Linked DNA regions of Homo sapiens: region 1 is linked to region 2. Evidence: chromatin loops called from intact Hi-C (ENCODE). Cell type or tissue: B cell. All regions are shown on one strand. Links, peaks and the distances in the headings refer to the core of each region. The heading gives the core; the rest is flanking DNA. Region 1 overlaps PDLIM1 (PDZ and LIM domain 1). Region 2 overlaps LOC107984257 (a long non-coding RNA gene).

Region 1 (10,900 bases), core at 1,020-9,019, 52 kb before region 2:
CAGTCAACCATGTATTCTAAATGCCCCTTGTTGCCAGGCACAGTGGCTACTGGAGAAGCTCTGGTGGGAGGATCGCTGGAGGGCAGGACTTTGAGACACAACATAGCGAGATGCTATCTCTAATCAGTAAAAATAAACAATTAATAAATGTCCATTGTGTGAACATGTGTCTCAATTTTTGGTTCGGAAGGATTGGTCAGCATACAGGGACTCACTTTCTGAAAGAACAAGAGAGCTAAGGCCCTTGTCTGTCAGCCCCGCGATTGCCCGACGTGACTGCAGTCATGGGGTGACCCTCTCTTCATCCCCTCACCTGGCACAGGAAGCTGTTTCTTTGCTCTTGTCCAGTGGTTCTTGGATCAGTGGCGCCTGGGAACTTGTTGGAAATGCAGTCTTAGGCCCCATCCTGGGCCTTCTGGCTCAGAAACTCTGGGGGTGGGGCCCAGCAATCTGTGTGTTAACAAGGCCTCCAGGTGATTTTTACCATTATTAATAGCTACCATGGTACAGGGCTTTGTTACCTAAGATGTGATGAGTGGGGCCTTAGGCAGCTCAGCATCTAGCTACTAGGGGCTTATTTTACACGCACCAGGCTGACTACAGAAAGGCTCCTTCCTCTGCTCTGTAGGAGATGATTGTTATCTGCCTGCTGTAGCATGCTGTATTCTGATGGTTTTGTTCTATCTGTGATGTGGATTTCTTTTCTAAGAACTTTATTTATTTTTAAATTTCCAACATTTAAGTTCAGGGGTACATGTGTAGGATGCACAGGTTTGTTACATAGGTAATGACGTGCCATGGTGGTTTGCTGCACAGATCATCCCATCACCTAGATATTAAGCCCAGCATCCATCAGCCATTCTTCCAGATGTTCTCCTTCCCCCACTCCCCACCATCTGACAGGCCCTAGTGTGTCTTGTCCCTCCACCATGTGTCCATCTGTTCTCATCATTCAGCTCCCACTTACAAGTGAGAATATGTGGTATTTGGTTTTGTGTTCCTGCATTAGTTTGCTGAGGGTAATGGCTTCCAGTTCCATCCATGTCCCTGCAAAGGACAAGATCTCGTTCCTTTTTATGGCTGCATAGTATTCCCTGGTGTATACGTACCACATTTTCTTTATCCAGTCTATCATTGATGGGAATTTAGGTTGATTCCATGTCTTTGCTATCATGAATAGTGAGTGCTGTGATGAACGTAAGAGTGCATGTATTTTCATGATAGAATGATTTATATTCCTTTGGGTATACATCCAGTAATGGGATTGCTGGGCTGAATGGTATTTGTGCTTCTAGGTCTTTGAGGACTCACCACACTGTCTTCCACAATGTTTGAACTAATTTACATCCCAACAGTGTGAAAGCGTTCTTTTTTCTCCACAACCTTGCCAGCATCTGTTGTTTTTTTACTTTTTAATAATAGCCATTCAGACTGGCGTGAGTCGGTATCTCATTGTGGTTTTGATTTGTATTTCTCTAATGATCAGTGATGTCGAGCTTTTTTTCATGTTTGTTGGCCGCATGTATGTCTTTTGAAAACTGTCTGTTCATGTTCTTTGCCCACTTTTTAATGGGGTTATTTTTTTCTTTTATTGAGATGGAGTCTCGCTCTGTTGCCCAGGCTGGAGTGCAGTGGCACAATCTCAGCCCATTGCAACCTCCGCCTCCTGGGTTCAAGTGATTCTCTTGCCTCAGCCTCCTGAGTAGCTGGAACTATAGGTGCATGCCACCACACCTGGCTAATTTTTGTAATTTTAGTAGAGAGGGGGTTTGGCTATGTTGGCCAGGCTATTCTCAAATTCCTGACCTCAGGTGATCCACCCACCTCGGCCTCCCAAAGTGTTGGGATTACAGAAGTGAGCTACTGTGCCCGGCTTATTTTTTTCTTGTAAATTTGTTTTAAGTTCCTTGCAGATGCTGGATATTAGACCTTTGTCAGATGGATAGATTGCAAAAATTTTCTCGCATTCTGTGGGTTGTCTCTTCATTTTGATGATAGTTTCTTTTGCTGTGCAGAAGCTCTTTAGTTTAATTAGATCCCATTTGTCAATTTTTGCTTTTGTTACAATTGCTTTTCGGGTTTTCATCATGAAATCTTTGCCCATGCCCATGTCCTGAATGGTATTGCCTAGATTTTCTTGTAGTGTTTTTATAGTTTTGGGCTTTACATTTAAGTCTTTAATCCATCTTGAGCTGATTTTTATATATGGTGTAAAGAAGGGATCCAGTTTCAATTTTCTGCATATGGCTAGCCAGGTCTCCCAGCACCATTTATTAAATAGGGAATCCTTTCTTCATTGCTTGTTTTTGTCAGGTTTGTCAAAGATCAGATGGTTGTGGGTGTGTGGTCTCGTTTCTGGGTTCTCTGTTCTCTGTTCTTCTACCAGTACCATGTCGTTTTGATTACTGTAGCCTTGTAATATAGTTTGAATTTGGGTGGCATGATGCTTCCAGCTTTATTGTTTTTGCTTAGGATTGTCTTGGCTTTTTGGGCTTTTCTTTGGCCAGGTGTTAATCTCCTATTTTATAGAAAAATAAACTGGGGACCAGAGAGGCTAAGTTACTTGCCCAGGATCACAGAGCAGAGTCACTCCAGTTCCCATGGCCTTGCTTGAACATATATTTATAAGTGGTTCTGAAGAGCTGAGTGATACTTATGCAATTCTGCCCTTCCTGGCCAATGACAGTGTTTTCCTCATTTCAGGGGATCCCAACAAGCCCTCAGGATTCAGAAGTGTTAAAGCTCCTGTCACTAAAGTGGCTGCGTCGATTGGAAATGCTCAGAAGTTGCCTATGTGTGACAAATGTGGCACTGGGATTGTGTGAGTATCTGCTTCCCACAGCCTTTGCAGACCCTGCAGGTTGGGTAAACCATGAAAATGTGGAAAGTGCTGGATGTTGCACATTTTGCTTGTGAGGGAGACAAATCCCTCCTGGAAAAATGCAACAGAGAGGCCAGAAAGGTCCTGTGTCCCAGAGCCAGGTTGTGAAGGTTTTCCTTCACTGCGGAGCCCTTAGGTTATGAACATGTAAAATGAGAAAAATCAGGGCTGCCCTGTTGAAGTAGGAGGGGTTTTTGGAAAAATGTCTCTGGACCCTGGGAAGGAGAAGCAAGTCCCTTATGATTGGAGGCCAGTTGGGAGGCCCTGGTTTCCCCTGTGATGGGTTCCTGGGGAGAAGCCCCAGGCCCCTGCTCAGGAAGGATGGTGCCACCTGCTCAGGTGCCACCTGCAGGTGCTTGTCACTGATGGAGTCCCTTCCCTCCCTTGCTTCTGTAGTGGTGTGTTTGTGAAGCTGCGGGACCGTCACCGCCACCCTGAGTGTTATGTGTGCACTGACTGTGGCACCAACCTGAAACAGAAGGGCCATTTCTTTGTGGAGGATCAAATCTACTGTGAGAAGCATGCCCGGGAGCGAGTCACACCACCTGAGGGTTATGAAGTGGTCACTGTGTTCCCCAAGTGAGCCAGCAGATCTGACCACTGTTCTCCAGCAGGCCTCTGCTGCAGCTTTTTCTCTCAGTGTTCTGGCCCTCTCCTCTCTTGAAAGTTCTCTGCTTACTTTGGTTTTCCCTCTGCTTGTAAAACATTGAGTCCCCTCCCTGCCTTGGTTAATTGACTCACACCAGCTGTGCGATGCCCGCTTTTACAATTAAAGGAAAACTGTTTTGTTCAGTGTCACCTTGTCAGCAACACTGTGTCCCTTCGCCCCACCGTTCTTCTCTGCTGCATTTGGACATCAGCCAAATTTGAACCCAATCAAATATAACGTGTCTGACACTGATTTTGTTTTTACTCAATAAATGTATAGACTACAAAGCAGTGTGGTGTCTGTTATCTGATTATGTGTCCCATTTCCTACTCAAGCCTGATGAGATTTCTGAGGCCTGTCTTCTTGTTTTGGGTTTCTTGTTTCTCTCAGATTTACTGGCCTTTCCCCCGCAACTTGCATCTTAACAAGCTCTGTTCTTACATTTCTTCGAAGCTTGCTTGAAATCCTCTTTCTGTAAAGCTAATATAAGATACCTAGCTCTGTTTTTTTTTTGTTTTTGGAGACGGAGTCTCGCTATGTCGCCCAGGCTGAAGTGCAGTGGCGCTATCTCGGCTCACTGCAAGCTCCACCTCCTGGGTTCACGCCATCCTCCTGCCTCAGCTTCCGGAGTAGCTGGGATTACAGGCACCTGCCACCACGCCCGGCTAATTTTTTTGTATTTTTAGTAGAGACGGGGTTTCACCACATTAGCCAGCATGGTCTTGATCTCCTGACCTCGTGATCCGCCCGCCTTGGCCTCCCAAAGTGCTGGGATTACAGTCGTGAGCCACCGCGCCCGGCCCCTAGCTCTGTTTTAATGAAATCAAGTTTTCTTTGCATTGGGCTGTTCTGAGGCTTATCTGAGGAAATGAATGCTTCCCAAATAATAGGTGGGAGCATTAGCAGTTGGCTTGGAAACATTCCCTAGTAAGTCCCTCTTCAGGCTGGTTGCTGACATCACAGCTGCTCCCCTTCATGAAGGGCAGCAACCTCAGGAAAGTGTCCAGCAGCAGCAGAGAGCCCAGGACATGGCCACTGTGTCCTCCTCACAGAGGAGACTGAGGACCCTGGCTGCTAAGAACGAGTCCTGAGTCAAGATCTGAGGTCACCACAGTTTATCTCCTGGTGACTAATCCCTCATGGGCTCAGTGGTGCCCCCATCCCTCCAGACACTGAGACTAAGTGATTGTTATGAGAGGCGGACAGGGTACTCCAAGCAACCCTCTTTCCTCCAAAGGAGCAACCATCTATTCTTGAGCAGTGCTCACCACCCTTGGTAATAGTTCATGACCTTTCATTATGAATGCACTAACATGGTACATACTCTAATAGTAAGAATTGTAATCAGTACCAGGATTTCATACCACAGACTCTGAAGCCAGAATGTACGATGGACAGTTCATGCACGTGAGCTGTTGTAGTGCCACAACAAGCAGAACTGAAACTGTTCAGGCAGAAAATCATGTCATGTTAAAGCTCTCGATTTCTTTTTTTTATTTTTTGGCAGTTAATGAGTTCTTACTTTAAACCCCATCTGTTTCTACGCTTATAAAAGTCAAGGTGGCTTAAACTATGCAATTCTTAGAAATCAACATAAAATGAAAAGTCTCTGAACCACAGCAGGTCTGACTCATTTACAAAGACATTAACAGTCATGATTTGGATTTTGATTGTAAGGAATAGATGAGTCATGGATACTTAGAACTTTCTCTAATCCCTCTCCTCAGATAATGTGCCAATCAAATGTCTGACATTTGTCAGTATTACTTCTTAGGTGTGGGTCTTTCATACAGATATCTTGCTTCCAGGGGAGGCCAAACACCAACAGCTTCAGGTGACCATTATTACTATTCAATATAGCCTGTATGAGGAGTTCATTTCCTGACTGAATGAAACAGAATGTCAGCATTACCACCCCTAAGTGCCAGTTGTGTTATGTGGCAAAGAAGCCCTTCCCTTTTGCCCCCAGTATTTGGCACATACAAATATTTACTGCTCTGCCGGGCGTGGTGGCCCATGCCTGTAATCCCAGCACTTTGGGAGGCTGAAGTGGGTGGATCACTTGAGGTAAGGAGTTTCAGACCAGCCTGGCCAACATGGTGAAACCCTGTCTCTACTAAAAATACAAAAGTTCGCTGGGCATAGTGGTGCATGCCTGCAGTTCCAGCTACTCTGGAGGCTGAGGCAGGAGAATCACTTGAACCTGGGAGGTAGAGGTTGCAGTGAGCTGAGATTGTGTCACTGCACTCCAGCCTGGGTGACAGAGTGAGACTACGTCTCAAAAAAAAAAAAAAAAAAAAAAAAAAAAATTACTGCTGAGAGCAATTTGAGATTTGGCCTATTTTTTGTGCTTCATGCCTACCATATTTATCTGATTGTTTCTCTTTCATGCTTCCTCTAAAATGAAAAGATTGGAAGGAACAGTCTAACTCTGTAGCCATCTTTAATTACTAAGCTTTCAGAAAATTTCTTGAAGAGGAAAAACTCAGCCAGAGTCATGCAGACTGTGATCAAGCTGTTTTCTCTGACTTGGTATGCTCTTCCTGCACCCCTTGATTACTTTTAACATTTAATAAATTTCTGTTGTCTTTCGAGATTGAGCCACCTCCTCCTCCAGACAGGCTTCCTGACTGCCCAGCATGACTTGGATGCCACTCTCCTATGCTTCCATACCCAGGGGACACCTTCTTGGCATGCATCACACAAGACACTAATCACTCATCTCGTGAAAGGAAAGAAGCCTTGCATGAGAGCTGATCCTTTGTCTTTTTCAGCCTTTTCTCCTCGGCACTCAGCTCAGTACCTTGCTAGTGGCAGATAGTCCACAAGCTTGGTAAATCTGTAAATGGGTGATTGCTGCTTCATCGCTGTCCAATAGAAGTATGATGCAACGCATGAATGTAATTTAAAATTCTCTAGTAGCAATGTGAAAAGACAAAAAAAGCAGGTAAAATTAATTGTAATAATACCTTTTTTTTTTTTTGAGACAGAGTCTAGCTCTGTCGTCCAGGCTGGAGTGCAGTGGCACAATCTTGGCTCACTGCAACCTCCACCTCCCAGGTTCAAGCCATTCGCCTGCCTCAGTCTCCCAAGTAGCTGGGATTACAGGCGCGCACCACCATGCCTAGCTAATTTTTGTATTTTTAGTAGAGAAGGGGTTTCACTGTGTTGGCCAGGCTGGTCTCGAACTCCTGACCTTGTGATCCACTCACCTCGGCCTCCCAAAGTGCTGGGATTACAAGTGTGAGCCACCACGCCCGGCCAGTAATACTTTCTTTTTTATATTTTTTGAGACAAGGTCTTGCTCTGTCACCCAGGCTGGAGTGCAGTGGCACAATCATGGCTTCCTCGACCTCCTGGTCTCAAGTGATCTTCCCACCTCAGTCCCCTGAGTAGTTGGGACTACAGGCACAAGTCGCCGTGCCTGGCTAATTTTTATATTTTTTAATAGAGGTGGGGTTTTGCTATGTTGTCCAGGGTGATCTTGAGCTCCTGGGCTCAAGCGATCAGCCCACCTCAGCCTCCCAGAGTGCTGACATTACAGGTGTGAGCCACCGTGCCCGGCCAATAATACATTTTATATAATACTATATATCCAAAGTATTATCATTTCAACATTTGTCACAAGCCACATTTCAAGTGCTCAGTAGACACATGGGGGTAGTGGCTACTGTATTGGACAACACAACTTTAAACACACCTTAAAACAAAGACATCTTGGATTTCTGTTTCCCTTCAAGGCTGCCAGCTTTGATCTGGCCCAGAGCAGAAAAGTGATCTGCAGCAGGTGCAGGCTATAGTGGAAGTGGCTCTGTGCTTGGTTCATGTGATCTAGGAGACCCTATGATGTCAGAGTTTTCAAGATGGTACACCAGTGGGAGAATAAAAACCCAAGCCCCTTGGGTTCTAGAACAAGACTGCCATCTGCAGTACAGAACTTTATGCTTTTCATAAAATAACTCCTGGCATTCTTCCACAGCTTGGATAGAGACAAAGCCCCTGACCATGGGACATCAGGTGGCAGAACTGCCCATCATGATTTGGGTTCTCTCATTCTCATTAGGTCAGAAGGTCAGGCATCTTCCAGAGCAATCCCTCATGAGATGAGAGGAAGGCTTGAGCAGGGCTGAAGGAAATATGTGAGCTGTAGGGGCATGGAAGCCTGGATACTCATTCTTTCTACTGCTGTGCCCCTCCCTTAGCAATTCCCCATGGCTGATGGGGGATCCCGTATGAGCAGCAGATGGTGGAAGAGGAAGCCCAGACTTGATTCATGGATGAGTTGGCTAGGTATGTAAGGGCATGCTGAAATGGTGGCTGCACTGCTGTACTTCTTGAGCTGGCTTTGTAAGGAGAAAAGAAGTCCTCCCACTGGGCAGAGCTTCCGGTAGTATTCCTAATGATCTACTTTGTGTGGCAAAAGAAGTGGCTTCAGTATAAATGTGCCTGGACTTATGGACAGTGGTGAATGATGTGGTTGGCTGATCAGAGGGTAAAGATGAGAAGATCAGGACAAGGAGGTCTGGAGTAGAGGAATGTGGATAGACCTCTGTTAACCCTCATTAGAATAAACCATGGAAGAGACAGTAAGTGACCAGGTTGACAAAATGAATTAACCAATGGACATGAGCCAGCCTGTTGTTGGGCACCCCTGTGTTGGCGTAATGGGTGCGTGGGTGGGGTATCCATGATTGTCAGAGGCTCTACGTGGTTGCAGTAAGATGGGCTTCTATTTCAAGGCCAATCTAGCTATTGGCTGCCAAATGTTCAACCTTCCAGCAAGAATGACCAACTGAACAGTGCTATCTTTTGAAGACACCAGCTAAGCCACTTGGTGGCAAGCTGACTAGCTTGGATCCCTTCCATTTTGGAAAGTGCAGTGATTTATTTATTCAGTCAGGAATAGACCCATATAGGTATATTGGGTTTGCCTTTGCTGTCCACAGGGCCTCAAACACAACACTTTCTGAGGACACAAAGATCTTTAGATCCACTAGCGCAGGATCCCTCATGGCCTTGTGGGACCAAGGACCCATTTTACTGCAAAGGAGGCACAGCAGTGGGCACATGACCATGGAGTCCAGTGGATCTATCACAATCTGCACCACCCAGAAATGGCCAGCATAAAAGGGTGATGGTATGGCCTGTTGAAGACATAGTTGAAATGCCAGCTTATATACGACCCCTTGTGAGTGTAGAGTGCCATTTTCTAGAACATAGGAACACTCAATCGGTGAAATTTACTTAGTGCTGTGTCCCCAAGAGGTAGACGGTATGAGTACAGGAGCAAGGGGGACAGTAAGAGCATTCCTGCTCAGGATAACTCCTTGTGACCCACTTGGGGAATTAGTGCTCCCCACACGATTATCAATTATGAAAACAAAAACAATTAAAAAATTCTTCCAGCTGATTTTTTTTTTTAAAGCAGGCAGGAAAGAAGGCACCTAGACATCTTATCTAAAAATTTTTTTCCGTGTAAACTTATACGAAGGAATCTGGAGTGGGACTTCATGGGTTCAAATCCTGGCTCCACTTCTTGATCACTGTATGACATGGATAAGTCATGTAATCTCTCTGAACCTCAGTTTACTCATCTGTAGACAAATTAGTAATAACAGGAGATTCACAGCTCAGGTAGAACTCAAAGCACAGGGGTTGTCCCTGATAAACACACACAACTTTTGGCCAGGTGCAGCGGCTCACGCCTGTAATCCCAGCACTTTGGGAGGCCGAGGCAGGCGGATCACCTGAGGTCAGGAGTTCGAGACCAGCCTGGCCAACATGGGCAAACCCTGTCTCTACTTAAAAAAAAAAAAAAAAAAAAAAAGCCGGGCGTGGTGGCGGGCGCTTGTAATCCCAGCCAAGGCAGGGGAATTACTTGAACCCAGGAGGTGGAGGTTGCAGTGAGCTGATATTGCGCCATTACACTCCAGCCTGGGCGACAAAAGCGAGACTCAGTCTCAAAAAGCAAAAACAAAAAAACCACGCAACTTTTATATTTAGCCTTGATGAGTCCTGGAGGTACAATTTCTACCTGGTTAACTGGATACATCTCAACTCTTCCCGTGGTTTCGCCTCTTCCCCAGGCTCGCAGAGAAGACGTTGTCCTCGCAATATTTTTAAAAATACTATGCACCAGTCTGCAGGAAAAGGCGCAGGGGGCGGCGAGGCAACCTAGGCCTGCGTGCCTCTGGCTTTCCTTTTGGAGGAAGCTTTCATGCGCGTCCATGTGAAGAGACCACCAAACAGGCTTTGTGTGAGCAACATGGCTGTTTATTTCACCTGGGTGCAGGCGGGCTGAGTCCGAAAAGAGAGTCAGCGAAGGGAGATAAGGGTGGGGCCATTTTACAGGATTTGGGTAGGTAAAGGAAAATTACAATCAAAGGGGGTTGGTTCTCTGGTGGGCAGGAGTGGGGATCGCAAGGTGCTCAGTAGGGGTGCTTTTTGAGCCAGGATGAGCCAGGAAAAGGACTTTCACAAGGTAATGTCATCAGTTAAGGCAAGGACCGGCCATTTACACTTCTTTTGTGGTGGAATGTCATCAGTTAAGGTGGGGCAGGGCATATTCACTTCTTTTGTGATTCTTCAGTTACTTCAGGCCATCTGGGCTTTTACGTGCAAGTCACAGGGGATGCGATGGCTTGGCTTGGGCTCAGAGGCCTGACAGAAGCGCCCCCTTGGCGAGCACATGCGCGCCTCAAAGGGGATGGAGCTGCGCGTGCGCGGCAGAGTCACAATGGCAGCCAGATTCAGGTGCGGCCATTTGTGTGTCCCCGAGGTTCCTCGCGGGCCGGCATCCCACGCCGAGGGTGGTGGTGGCAGGCTTTCCAGAAAGGCAGCACACCAGGCTCAGCTCTGCTGGCGAGCAGGAGGCGACGGCAGAGGAAACTTCAACCCGATGAACTTCCTGGTTGCGGGGACATTTGCCTCCTCCTGCCACTCACCACCTCTGCTCTGGTCCCTCCCTCCAAGAATCCTCATAGCGTCCTCTCTCCCCACTCTCTCCCATCCCGCGTCTCCCATATTTGCCCCAGCTTGGCTCAGGGCCACAGTTCTGCACTCTTCAGCCGGCGGCGCCACCAGCAGTTGTTTCTACGCGGGAAATAGGGCAACAGCATCCCAGCACAGCTGAGTGCCCAAGGATGGTCAGCCGGGTAGGGCAAGAAGCTTCTTTCAGGGATTCTGATCTCACGGTACGAAGTGGAAAGAACTTTGAGGGTCAAAGGCGTAAACTGAGGGGCTAGTTTGGTTACGGGAACTTAAGATAAATGAATTAACCAGGGGACCCCCGTCCCCATTTTCTCCTCCTACACAGTCTTTAAAATCCAGAGAAGGCGGGGGTCGGGTGGGGGGATGGCCCGTTTTGACTG
Region 2 (11,515 bases), core at 2,054-10,053:
GAAAAATGTAATACCAAGTCCAAAGATAAACTCTATACCAAAAATGCATTCAAATGAGTAAAAATCAAAGATTTAAAACATTATATAATCTGCATTTTCAAAGAAAATGGTATTTTCTGAGCATAATACTACATAATCAATCTAGAAATTTTGGTAATAGACATGTATTGGGAAAAGGAAAGGAAAATTATCTTGGTCCCTGTGAATAGGTGTTTACAGTATTTTGTGGTATTTTTATGTAGCAGTTTTTCACTCTACGGGCAGAGCATATATACTTTTAATTATACTATATAGAAACTCCTGGTTTCTGCTTTCTTTTATCTGACATTAGCTCAAGATTAGTGTCTGTATCCTAAAATGTCTTTGAAACATGTGAATTTTAAGAACTGCCTAATAGTCCACCTTAAGGGTGTAAAATAATTTAATAATTCTCCTACTACGTATAATTTAGATTATTGTATACTTTCACAATAATAAATAATGTCCTCCTATAAGTTCTTTGAATGCACAACTGGTTATTTTGCTAGGGTAGATTGCCAGAGATGAAACTATACTGAAAAAAGGATATGAATATTTTAAAGCCTTCGAAGATATATTTTATTATTCAGTTGCCTTTTAGGATGCCTGTGAGAATTCACGGTACCGCTAACAGTATGCAAAAAAGCCCACTGACTACTAAATATATGCTATTGCTTTTTTTTGATAGAAAGGATTTCTTTCTTTCTTAATAGAAGGAATGTGTACATTGAAGTTTTAAAATTGAGATTATACAGTTGTCTTACTCACTGAGGTCTTTACTAAAAGGTTATTTTACAAGTTTGCTTTGATTTCAAACATAAATTAGTGTTCATGTTAGTAACTTGATGGGAAACAAAAAGAGGGCCTAGGTTTTCTTTTGAACATACATGAATTGTCTGGGTTAAATCCTTTGGGAAATATCCCAATATACATCCAACCAGTATGAAAGAATGGAAAAATTTTAAAAATGCAAATAATGATCAAAATTTTATATTGAAAAAATAATATAGAAATACATTATAGATGTAACAAAAAAACAGGTGGCCATTATTATAGTTGTACTGGGATTATTCCATTAATCCATGCTTCTAATACCATTTCAGTTTTTGTTCAACATTCACTTTCATTTTGAAACAAGGCACATAATGTAAGATTTTTAAGTATATAAAAGACTTCATACTAGAGGATTTTTGTATATTATACGATTAAAACTCTGAAAATAGAAGCTTATTAGAAACACAATCCCAAATAATCACCACTAAGAATTCACCTTCATGTTTCATAGTATTGCATCTAAACCAATTAATAGCAGCTATAAAATTCTTATGAAAAAAGATATAAAATTTCTGGAACATATTATCATCAGAAAAAAGACAAACATACTGTTTTACAAAGACTAGATTTTACAGGTATTTTAGGAGACAGTAAACTCATAATGTATACTGATCCACATTCAAGCATTAGTTTCTTGCATATAAAACCTCTCTGAACTCTTAAAACACTTATCTTCAGCACTCACTGCTAAGGCATGTAAAGTGTGTACTTTTGGGAAAAATATGCTGTCCTTGAGCAGCCACTTTCTGAATGGGAGCAGTAGCTCTGAGCACAATGATTAAAGATGGGGATCAAATGGACAAGAAGGACAAAGGCCATTTTGTCACTACTTGGGAAAGCATTCCCAGTCATGGTCACTCTGGTTCCATCTGGCAACTGTCTGGACACAGATAACCATAGTGGACTCTCCTACCTAGATTAGATCCAACAGGGCCACAAAAGCTGCAGGTCTCATGGTGGTTGTCTGAACTCTGAGAAACTGAAAAGTACAGCAGAGCGAAGATACACAAACAATTAATTTGAAAGCTAAGAAGAGAGAATTTAAAATTTCCTAAGGTATCAGGCTTGAAAATGAGAGGGGAGACGGAGAGAAAATATACTTTTCTCTATGAAAAAACTTAAATAAGAGAATATGGAAAGGGAAAGAAATAAAAAATATATGAAGAAGGGTGAGATATAAACCTTTTTAACCTTTGAGACCACAGGTCATAGCATTCTTTACATGTGGTAGTGTCACATTTTTATGATATACCACATAGTGTAGTGTCAAACAGTGTGCCATACATTCTACCACGTACTACACATTCTACCACATGTGGTACACTCCATTCTTATACATTCTTATACATGTGGTAGTTTCACATTTCTTGCACCCTCACAAATAATTTTACAGAATCTTAGACTGTCAACATTGGAAGTAATCTTTATGTTGAACCCCTTATCCAGTGTTTAACTGTACTGATATAGATCAACCTCAGCAAGGAATTACTAATTTGATTTAAAAAGACATGTAGGTATTATTTCAGTGGGACAAATTCTGCTCAAGTGATGCACAAAATACATGGAAATATGAGCTGCTGCCAATACGGAAATATCCTATAGGATAGGTCAACAGACAAGACCCAGTTCTTTCCCTTACAAAACCTGTGACTTTCTAGAGGAGGCAAATTTATAACAAATTACCTGCAATTTAAGGCAATGAACTCAAATGCCCCATAAGCAGTATAAACAAAGTGCCACTGAAACACTTGCAGAGTGTACAGATTCCTTCTGGCTAATCTTGAAGATCAGAGCTACTTAACAGCGTGAAGGATAAGAGTTGGTCTCAGTCATAATCCTAAGCAAATTAATACAGGAATAGAAAAACCTAATACCGCACTTTCTCACTTATAAGTGGGAGCTAAACATAGAGCATCCATTGACATAAACATGGGAACAGTAGACACAGTGTACTAGAGTGGGGAAGGAGGGAGAGGAGCGTGGGTTGAAAAACGACCTACTGAGTACTATGCTCACTACTTAATTGCAGTATACCCATGTAACAAACCTGCACATGTACTCCCTGTATCTAAAATAAAAGTTAAAAAAAAAGTCCTCAGAAGGCTCAGGGGAATTTTGAGAGGCGAATGCGGCCATGAGCAAGGGTGGAGGTGGGAAATGCAAGACAGCTTAATTTATCCAAATGCTCAAAGATGCTAGGAAAAGAGAGGTTAGATGACCTATGAAAAATGCAGCCAAGATAGAAGCAACAACAACAACCAACAACAAAACCCCCAAAACTCTAAGAATAAACGTTTTCAAGACATTTGCCCTTTTAAAAGACTCAAAGGAAACAGAATAGGTTCTTTTGATTGGAAGTATTCAATTGGCCTAACACTGCCTAAATGATAGGGTTGTTCCTGAACACTGGACCTTTCCAGATCCCTCCATAGGTATCTGGGCCATGGTGATCAGAAGAAATTTATTAATACTTATCTTAATGGGAAGTGTCTGATCAACTCCCTTTTTCTCTTTCTCTCTCCCTGCCTTGGGTAAATCAAGAGATGACAAGTGACACATTTCACAAAGGAAATGACAATAATAATTCACCTCCTGGTCATATGTGATTCCCCCACTACAAACATTCCAGCAGAATATAGCCATTTATTTTGGTATCTGATGGGTTTCTTAGGGCTCTCATCAAACTGGCTGAACAGGGAATCCCTAGGGGCAGCCTGCCAGAGAAGAAGAAAAGGGATGACCCAGATGTTGCTAAAAATCAACAAACTCGAAATAACAGAGTGCAAAAGACATTTCACTTTTTTTCCGTAAGTTATAGGGGGTACAGGTGGTATTTGGTTACACAGACTAGTGCTAAAACCAACGATTAAGTATTAGTGTTCTTGGAGCTGTCAAGCTTTCACAAACATAAATAATGTACTCATAGGGAAACAAGGTTCACACAGGTTGGACCCCAAACTTGCAGAACTTGAAACAGGATCTTGCAGAGGGCTTCCAAGAATGCCCATGATGATTATTAAATAAGATTCCTTATGTTTTAAAAAACAACTTTATTGAAATAGAACTCATATAGCATACAACTTCCCCATTTCAGGCATACAATTCAATGGCTTTTAGTATATTCACAAATCCTTTTTTTTTCATATATATGTACCACACTTTATCCGTTCATCCGTTGATACTTAGGTTGATTTCATATTTTGGCTGTTGTGAATAGTGCTGCAATAAACTGGGAGTGCAGATGTCTCTTCGACATACTGATTTTCTTTCTTGTAGGCATATACCCAGCAGTGGGATTGCTGAATCATATGATAGTTCTATTTTTAGTTCTTTGAGGAACCTCCATGCAGTTTTCCATAGTGGATAAACTATTTTATGTTCCTACGAAGAGTGTTTGAGCGCTCCCATTTCTCTGTGTCCTTTTCAGCATTTGTTATTTTCTGAGTTTTTGACAATTGCCATTTTAATTGAGGTTAAATTATATTTTATTGTGGTTTTGATTTGGATTTATCTGATGATTAGTGATGTTAAACATGTTTGCATATAACTGTTGGCCATTTGTGTATCTTCTCTTGGGAAATGTCTATTGAAATCTTTTGCCCATTTTTAAATTGGATTATTTGGAATTTTTGTTTTTGAGTTCTTACGTATTCTTGTTAGTGATCCCTTGTTGGATGAATAGTTTGGAAAATTTTTCTCCCATTCTGTGGGTTGTCTCTTCACTTTATTTTTATTTTTATTGATGTGAAGAAGCTTTTTAGCTTGATGTAATTCTATTTATCAATTTTTGCATTCGTTACCCGTGCTTTTGAGGTCTTACTCAGGAAATCTTTGCCTAGACCAGTGTTCTAAAGTATTTCCCCTATGTTTTCTTCTAGTAGTTTCATAGTTTCCTACATGTAAGTTTTTAATTCATTTTGATTTGATTTTTATATATGATGAGGCATAGAAGTCTAGTTTTATTCTTCACGTGTCTCATTTTCCCAGTACCATTTATTGAAGAGACCATCTGTTTCCCAAGGTATGTTCCTGGTGCCTTGGTCAAAAATGAGTTGGTTGTAAATGCAAGGATTTATTTCTGGGTTCTCCATTCTGTTTCACTGGGCCGTGAAATCCTTACTTTTCGATATTATAAGTCACCATTTTCAGCTTTCCATCCTGTCAACCTTGCTGTATTTGGGCCAAGCAGGGCATGCAGGACCCAGAACTTGGTGTGGACAGGTGGGGCCAGAGCCCCTGTAGGCTGCTCAAGAAATCTGCACTGAGGTCTGCAGGGAGGACCAAATCCCCATAGATGATTCCACAAAAACACTGTTAGGTAAACCACAGTGTGAAACAGCTTGAGAAATAGAATCTGTGTCATATCCAACATTTACTCACACTCATAACTGCATGAGCGGGATACTTGAGCAGGAGGACCCAGAAGAACACCCTCTTCACCTGCATGTCCAGGTCCCCTTTGTGTCACCTAGGGCAAGAGGCTGGAAGGAGAGGCATCTGGGATAGGGGCAGGCTATGGTCGGGGCAGTGGGGTGGTAGGACCTGGACAGTGGGGGTGGTGGGGTTAGTGAAAGGTCTGGGGCAGGGCAGAGATCAGGAGGAACAGCATTCCAGCAGGGCTGGGAGACATGTCAGTAGGTTGGCAGACACAGGAGCAGGTGGCCTGGGACTCAGAGGAGCAGCTGGAGTTGGAGGAGAAGGGCTCTGTTTTCCTCCAGTCTTCTGCTTGGCTGCTGCATTAGCACCCCACTGCACCCCCAACACTCGTCTCTCCCTTGCCCTCACTTCCTGAGTCTTAAAACCAATTCCTTCATCCCCAGCATGCACCTTCCTAAGGACAGTTCCCCTCTGGATCCTTCCTAAGGTTCTAACTATTTATTTATTTATTGAGACAAGGCTTGCTCTGTCGCCCAGGCAGGAGTGCAGTGGCACCATCTCGGCTCACTGCAACCTCCGCCTCCCGGGTTCAAGCAATTCTCCTGCCTCAGCACACCCTAGTAGCTAGGATTACAGGCGCGCGCCACCACGCCCGGCTATTTTTTTGTATTTTATTTAGAGACGGGGCTTTGCCATGTTGGCCAGACTGGTCTCGAACTCCTGACGTCAGATGATCTACTCGCCTCTGAGCTTCTGATTTTTAATCCTTCCTAGCCCAGCTCCCCGCCATCCCCCCACCCCCGCCGTCCCCCCATTCTGCCTCACTTCCTCCTTTCCTGATTCCCACAATTTCCCACAATCAGTCTTGGCCTCAGATTCCCACCCTTCAGGTGCCAGGGTTCCTTGGGTCCTCCATCTCCCCTGATCCTCTCTGATTAGGGGCACGGGGTGTGAGTTGGAATTAAAGCCAGCGTTTGAGTCCTGGGGCTGGATTCTGCATTGGGTTCCGTTGTGTCATTGCACCTTCTCGTTTCCGCTCTTTCTGCCCTGCTTCCTCATCTTCAAAGTCATCTAAGATCCGCCAGCGGATGCTGACCCAGCCCGTGGAGCGCCGCTTCTCCGCACCTGCTGCTTCTCCATCTCTCCATCTTCTGCTCCTGGCCTTTTCCTGGCACTGGAGCCCGAGCTCTGAGCTCTTGCCCTTCTCTGGGGCCCCGTCCTGCTCCTCCTCGTCACCCTGGGGCGGCGGCCGGGGCCCCACGGGTCAGCGTGGCAGGGCCGACGGCGCAGTTCTCGCCCCGGGGCGGCGGCGGCGGCAGGTGCGGTGGGAGCGCCGCCTGGAGGTTGGTGTGGCGCTCATTGGTCGCGGAGGCCGCCGAGGTGTCCAGCGCCCAGGACCTGGGCTTCCTGTCTGCGTCGCTGCTGCCCCCTGCTGGGGCGGCGGGGCCCGGGTTCCGCTCTGCGGCGTGTTTTTGCGGGGCGCCTTCGCTCCTCCGGGAAGTCGGCGGTGCAGCCGCGGAGGCCGTTGTTGCTCTGGTAGCCGGTGGTTGTTTCATTCCCCTAGGGGCCGGCCGGGCTTTCGCCTCAGGCCGCCCACACCGGCTCCGGCCGCCGCCGCCTCTCGCTACCCGCGGCCCGGAGGAGGCGAGGGAACGACCTCCAGGCGCAGGGCGGCCGCCGCTCCCTCAGCAGCCGGCGGGGCAGAGGGAAAGACGCCGGGAAGCGTAAGGTCCCCGCCAGGCCCGAGGGTCGCCACGGACTTTGCCCTCTGGTTCCTGCCCAGGAGCAGCTGCCAGGTCCCCTCCCTGCCAAGCTTCTCCCCGAAAAGTTCTAAGGTTGTCAGGTCCGCCAGGAAGTGACATTTTTCTCCCCTCACTGTAAGGCTGGAAACTCTTGAATCCGGGCATTTTATGCATATTCTTAAATATGATGTTTCAGTCAAAGCCTTGATAATATAACCAATATTTCCGATTTTATCCTGCTTATAAAGAGCCGATATGTAAACGAAAATTAGAATATTTGTGAATAGTTTCCAAATTTTGGAGGGATCAAGTAGGGAGAAAAACCAAATGCTTCCACCTTTGTTTACAAGTGTGCTTTACCAAACTGATGTAAATTATAGATAACATCTGTGAGAAACCTTTCTTAAATCTAGAATACAACCAACAGTGTTTTAAATAAAAGTTATAAAAATATTATCTTAATTTCATAGATTTTTTGTTTTGCTTGATCTTGCTTAGCAGTTTTTTGAACCCTTAAGTTTATTAGAGTTCTAGGAATTTGTGTTTAGTTTATTTTTTTAAAACATTTGTTTTAATATATTTAAAGGGTATAAGTACAAGTTTCTTACATGCCTATATTGCATAGTGGTAAAGGCTGGGGTAGTTTATTGATCTGAAAGTTATCAGAAACCTGTGTTCAAGAGGACCTGTTAAGAGTTTTTTCCATGAAAAGCAAATTTGGACTATCGCTGATCGCAAATATTTTTCGAATTCAAAGCAGAACTGTGGATGATGGAAACAGAATAGCTATGATGAAAATCTGATGAAAGTTCCCAATTGACAAGGAAATTTAGTTACTTCTCTTACGTGCAGCATGTTAAGACAATAACCAGAATCATGACTGACAGCATCACATCAGGACCACCAGGCTTTTATAAATTTCATACAATCTTCAGAATGCATTAATAACATATTTATACAAATGTAACTTTAGCAAATATTTAGCGTAACAATCAAAATTATGAATCATTAAATTTTTATAAGTTTATATAATTTTTGGAACATGCGTGTCAATAACATACCTATAAATGTAACTGAAGTGGGATCTAATATCACATAATTTGACAATGCTCTCCCATGCAGTATCACAACATTTGACAATGCCCGCTCATACAGTCTACCAAATCTAATAATTTAATATCTCTACAAGGTGAGAGATCCATTCTTTAGACTCTCCAGGGACCCAGCTGAACAGTCCCGAAGTTAATTTTAAGACTTAATTTAGGATTTTTGACTCTGGGGAAACCTGTCAAAGATTGAAAACATTTGATCAAAACAGAATCACAGGTCACTGTTAAAAGAATAGTCATTTAACCAGAGACTTAAAAGCTATACAGAAAGTTATGTGGATATGAAAACTCGAACCCTTTTAAAGCTTAGTTTTCCTGAGTAATCAAAAAGGGTACTTGAATTTAATCAGACACAGGAAGAGTATGTACGGGGATATGAGTGTACACTGTATTTTAGAGGAATGTAAACAAGGAAATTAGTACCATGAGCCAGGGAATACATGGCTGTTAGTAACAGCATGGGAAGTTTCCTGGTTACATGGAACAACAATTTAGACATAGGAAGAAAAGCCAAAAGTACAGATTCAAGTTATGTTGGAGGAAAACATTGGTTTTCCAGACCTTCATGCTAACCATTTCAGTGTCAGGCCATAACAGCAGAACTAGAACCAGAGAAAAAATGTTACAGGAGTTGACAAAAATGTTGAAAGACAGAGCTACCACTGTTACCATTGTGGCCATGCAAAAAGATACACCTTTTTAAAGGGGGAGAAAACAGAAGGCAGTGGTTTATGACCTGCAATGTGGTACAGAGAAAGTTGAATTTCGGATATAAATCTGAGAAGTTTGAAAAAGAAAAATGTTACCTCTAGAAATGAAATGGCCATTCTGAAAGAAAGACACCGCATTTCCAATCTGAAACTAGGGAAGTTAGTTAGATCTCAGGAAGAATTAGAACTAGTTTAAATCTTCTATTAAATAAGATTTTAGAATTAAAAATAAAACCTCTTAAAATTTTACTAAGAGCAAATCAGTAAGCAAACTGTCATTCTAACATAGGGGACCAACTTATTTTGTTGTTTTGTATTAATGTATTTTAATGTCAAATTTCAATCTTTAGAAAGACTTCTGTTACCAAAATTACATCTTAATATCCATAACTTTCTTTACATCTGTCTCCTACTTACTAGTTCTTTTCTAGCTACTGTGAAACAACTTTTAAATGATCCCCAAATTCGATAAAAATATTCTTTTTCTCAATAAAATGTATTTTTTATGACTTTCTAATAATTTTTTTCTCACCAAGAACGCCTTATTTTTTGGCACATTGTATATATAGAATTATATGTACTAATTAAAAATTTTAACTCTTAGTAACCTTAAATTTTAGTGAAAATTTCCTTAATTTTTTAAGACGGAATCTCACTCTGTTGCCGAGGCTGGAGTGCAGTGGCATGATCTTGGCTCACTGCAACCTCCGCCTCCCGGGTTCAAGTGATTCTCCCACCTCGGCCTCCCAAGTAGCTGGGATTATGGGCATGCGCCACCACACCTGGCTAATTTTTTGTATTTTTGGTAAAGATGGGGCTTTGCCATGTTGGCCAGGCTGGTCTGGAACTCCTGACCTCAGATGATCTGCCCGCCTCAGCCTCCCAAAGTGCTGAGATTACAGAAATTTTATTTTTGTAATAAAAATAATTGTGAACCACCATGCCTAGCTGAAAGTAAGAAATTTTAAATTGTCTGTCACCTATCAGTATTTTATAGATAAGAACCATTTTATAATTTTTACAAACATATTCCCTAATATATATATATATATAATACACACACACACTTTTTTTTTTTTTCTTTTTTGAGACAGGGTCTGGCTCTGTCACCTGTGCTGGAGTGCAGTGGCACAGTCTCAGTTCACTGTAACCTTTGCTTTCTGGGCTCTAGTAATTCTTCGATTTCAGCCTCTCGAGTAGCTGGGACTACAGGCGTATGCAACCAGATCTGGTTAATTTTTGTATTTTTTTGTGGAGACTGGGTTTTGCTATGTTGCCCAGCCTGGTCTCGAACTCCTGAGCTCAAGCGATCCACCCAACTTGGCCTTCCAAAGTACTGAGATTACAGATGTGAGCCCCGGCCCACAGTGTGAGCCATGGCCCCTGGTCCCCTAGAACATAACTTTAAAATCTTATTTGGAAATGACCTACACATTTAATTAGTATCTATTATTTAATGTAACTTTAAGACATCAAGTTACATGAAAACTTTATAGACATTTTTCTCATTTACATTTAATTTTCTAACATTTACCTGGATTACCAGTGAGAACTGGGATATTAGACAAAACTCGATCTCATTTCAAGTTATTTCCCTGTTAATCATTTTTACAGCTTGTGAATATCAATGTTCACCTGATTAAGGACCTTGAAGTTAAATGTAGGAGCATGTTCCCAACAACTCAGAAGATACAGCTGTTTTTATTAAAGCAACAGTATTAAGTTAGTTTTGCTTATCAAATAATTATACAAAAATCACTTTGTTTTAGCCTGGGCTTACAGTTGTATAACCTTCATGTGAAACCCTGACACCTTAAAATATCTATCGGAGACAAATATTAAAGTAACCAGTAAACCCAGGCAGAAATATATGCTGACAATTCTAAAGACATTTTTATTTTTACCAATAATTTAAAAATGAGCTTCAGTAAATAAATAAAATCAAATAATAAAAATAAAATAATAATAAAAAGATTTATTTAAGTCATGTGAACTAAAAGGCATTTGGTAATTATTATATATTTTGTACTTTATATGAGTACTCATTTATCTTTAAGGAATTTCTGGCTGACTATGCCAGATTTCACCATGTAGACATAATATGTAACATGATACATGTGCTTCTATATGAACACATCTAAACACATATGTATACACACAAAAAATAAAAATCTCATCGCTTTTATTTTAGAATTTTGGTTGTGAGATAGTAATACAAACTCACTGGCTGATAAAACATTTGGACCCAAATTATATTTCTGACAAAATTGGGACCTGTTTACATATAGAGGCTAAACTTTATTTGCCCTAATAGATAATCTGGTGAAGGCTGTGGATTTTGGGTAAAGCAGTTTTCACAGCAGTTTGAGTAAAAAAAAAAAAAAAAAAAAAAAAGCCTTTCACCCTTTTCTCTGCCTTTGTTCAGTTTCTAATAAATTTATGGTTAAATTGTCAATGTGTACATTTTAACTAGGACTGGTGGAATAGTGTAAGAAAGAACAAAATCTCCAAGTAGCATTGAATTAGTAACCAGTCTATCTTTTGTTTGCTGATTTAGTTTGCTTGGTTAGCAAATGTGGGCAAAAGAATTTTAGTAGTTTCTTTTTTCTCTCCGCTTTTACATTTTGGCTTCTGTGTGGCAACAAAAGCAAACATTTTTTTTGCTGGACAGAGATAACATATTATTGCTCTGAGCTTAAGATTTTGACCTGTTTGATCTAAGAGC

The links. Hi-C counts contacts between places; a loop is a spot of excess contacts. Peaks named below come from ENCODE experiments on the same cell type or tissue, not always from the same donor. Only the 100,000 strongest peaks of a DNase experiment are listed, where the experiment ranks them.
Region 1: a loop joins it to region 2, with 10 times the contacts of the local background. A loop is called at or near these places in 39 of 110 quality-filtered maps.

Annotation. Positions count from the first base shown.
Region 1 is chr10:95,230,489-95,241,388 of GRCh38, reverse strand. PDLIM1 (PDZ and LIM domain 1) reads left to right here. Exons shown (of 7, transcript NM_020992.4): 6 at 2,704-2,821; 7 at 3,278-3,817. The coding sequence ends at 3,464. Among named protein-coding and RNA genes, the nearest start is that of ACSM6, 42 kb to the right of the region's middle. RefSeq lists enhancers at 1-175, 9,661-10,230, 10,063-10,357, 10,231-10,799 and a silencer at 10,823-10,900. In B cell, for the core only: no CTCF peak of the experiment used is centred there; a DNase peak (open chromatin) is centred at 4,928; H3K27ac peaks cover 991 bases.
Region 2 is chr10:95,178,910-95,190,424 of GRCh38, reverse strand. The region is part of intron 3 of LOC107984257 (a long non-coding RNA gene); the gene reads left to right. It also overlaps the pseudogene PAWRP1. Among named protein-coding and RNA genes, the nearest start is that of ACSM6, 9.6 kb to the left of the region's middle. RefSeq lists silencers at 6,202-6,251, 6,272-6,601, 6,792-7,091. In B cell, for the core only: CTCF peaks have their summits at 6,464 and 6,667 (motif pointing left); a DNase peak (open chromatin) is centred at 6,614; H3K4me3 peaks cover 1,416 bases; H3K27ac peaks cover 1,188 bases.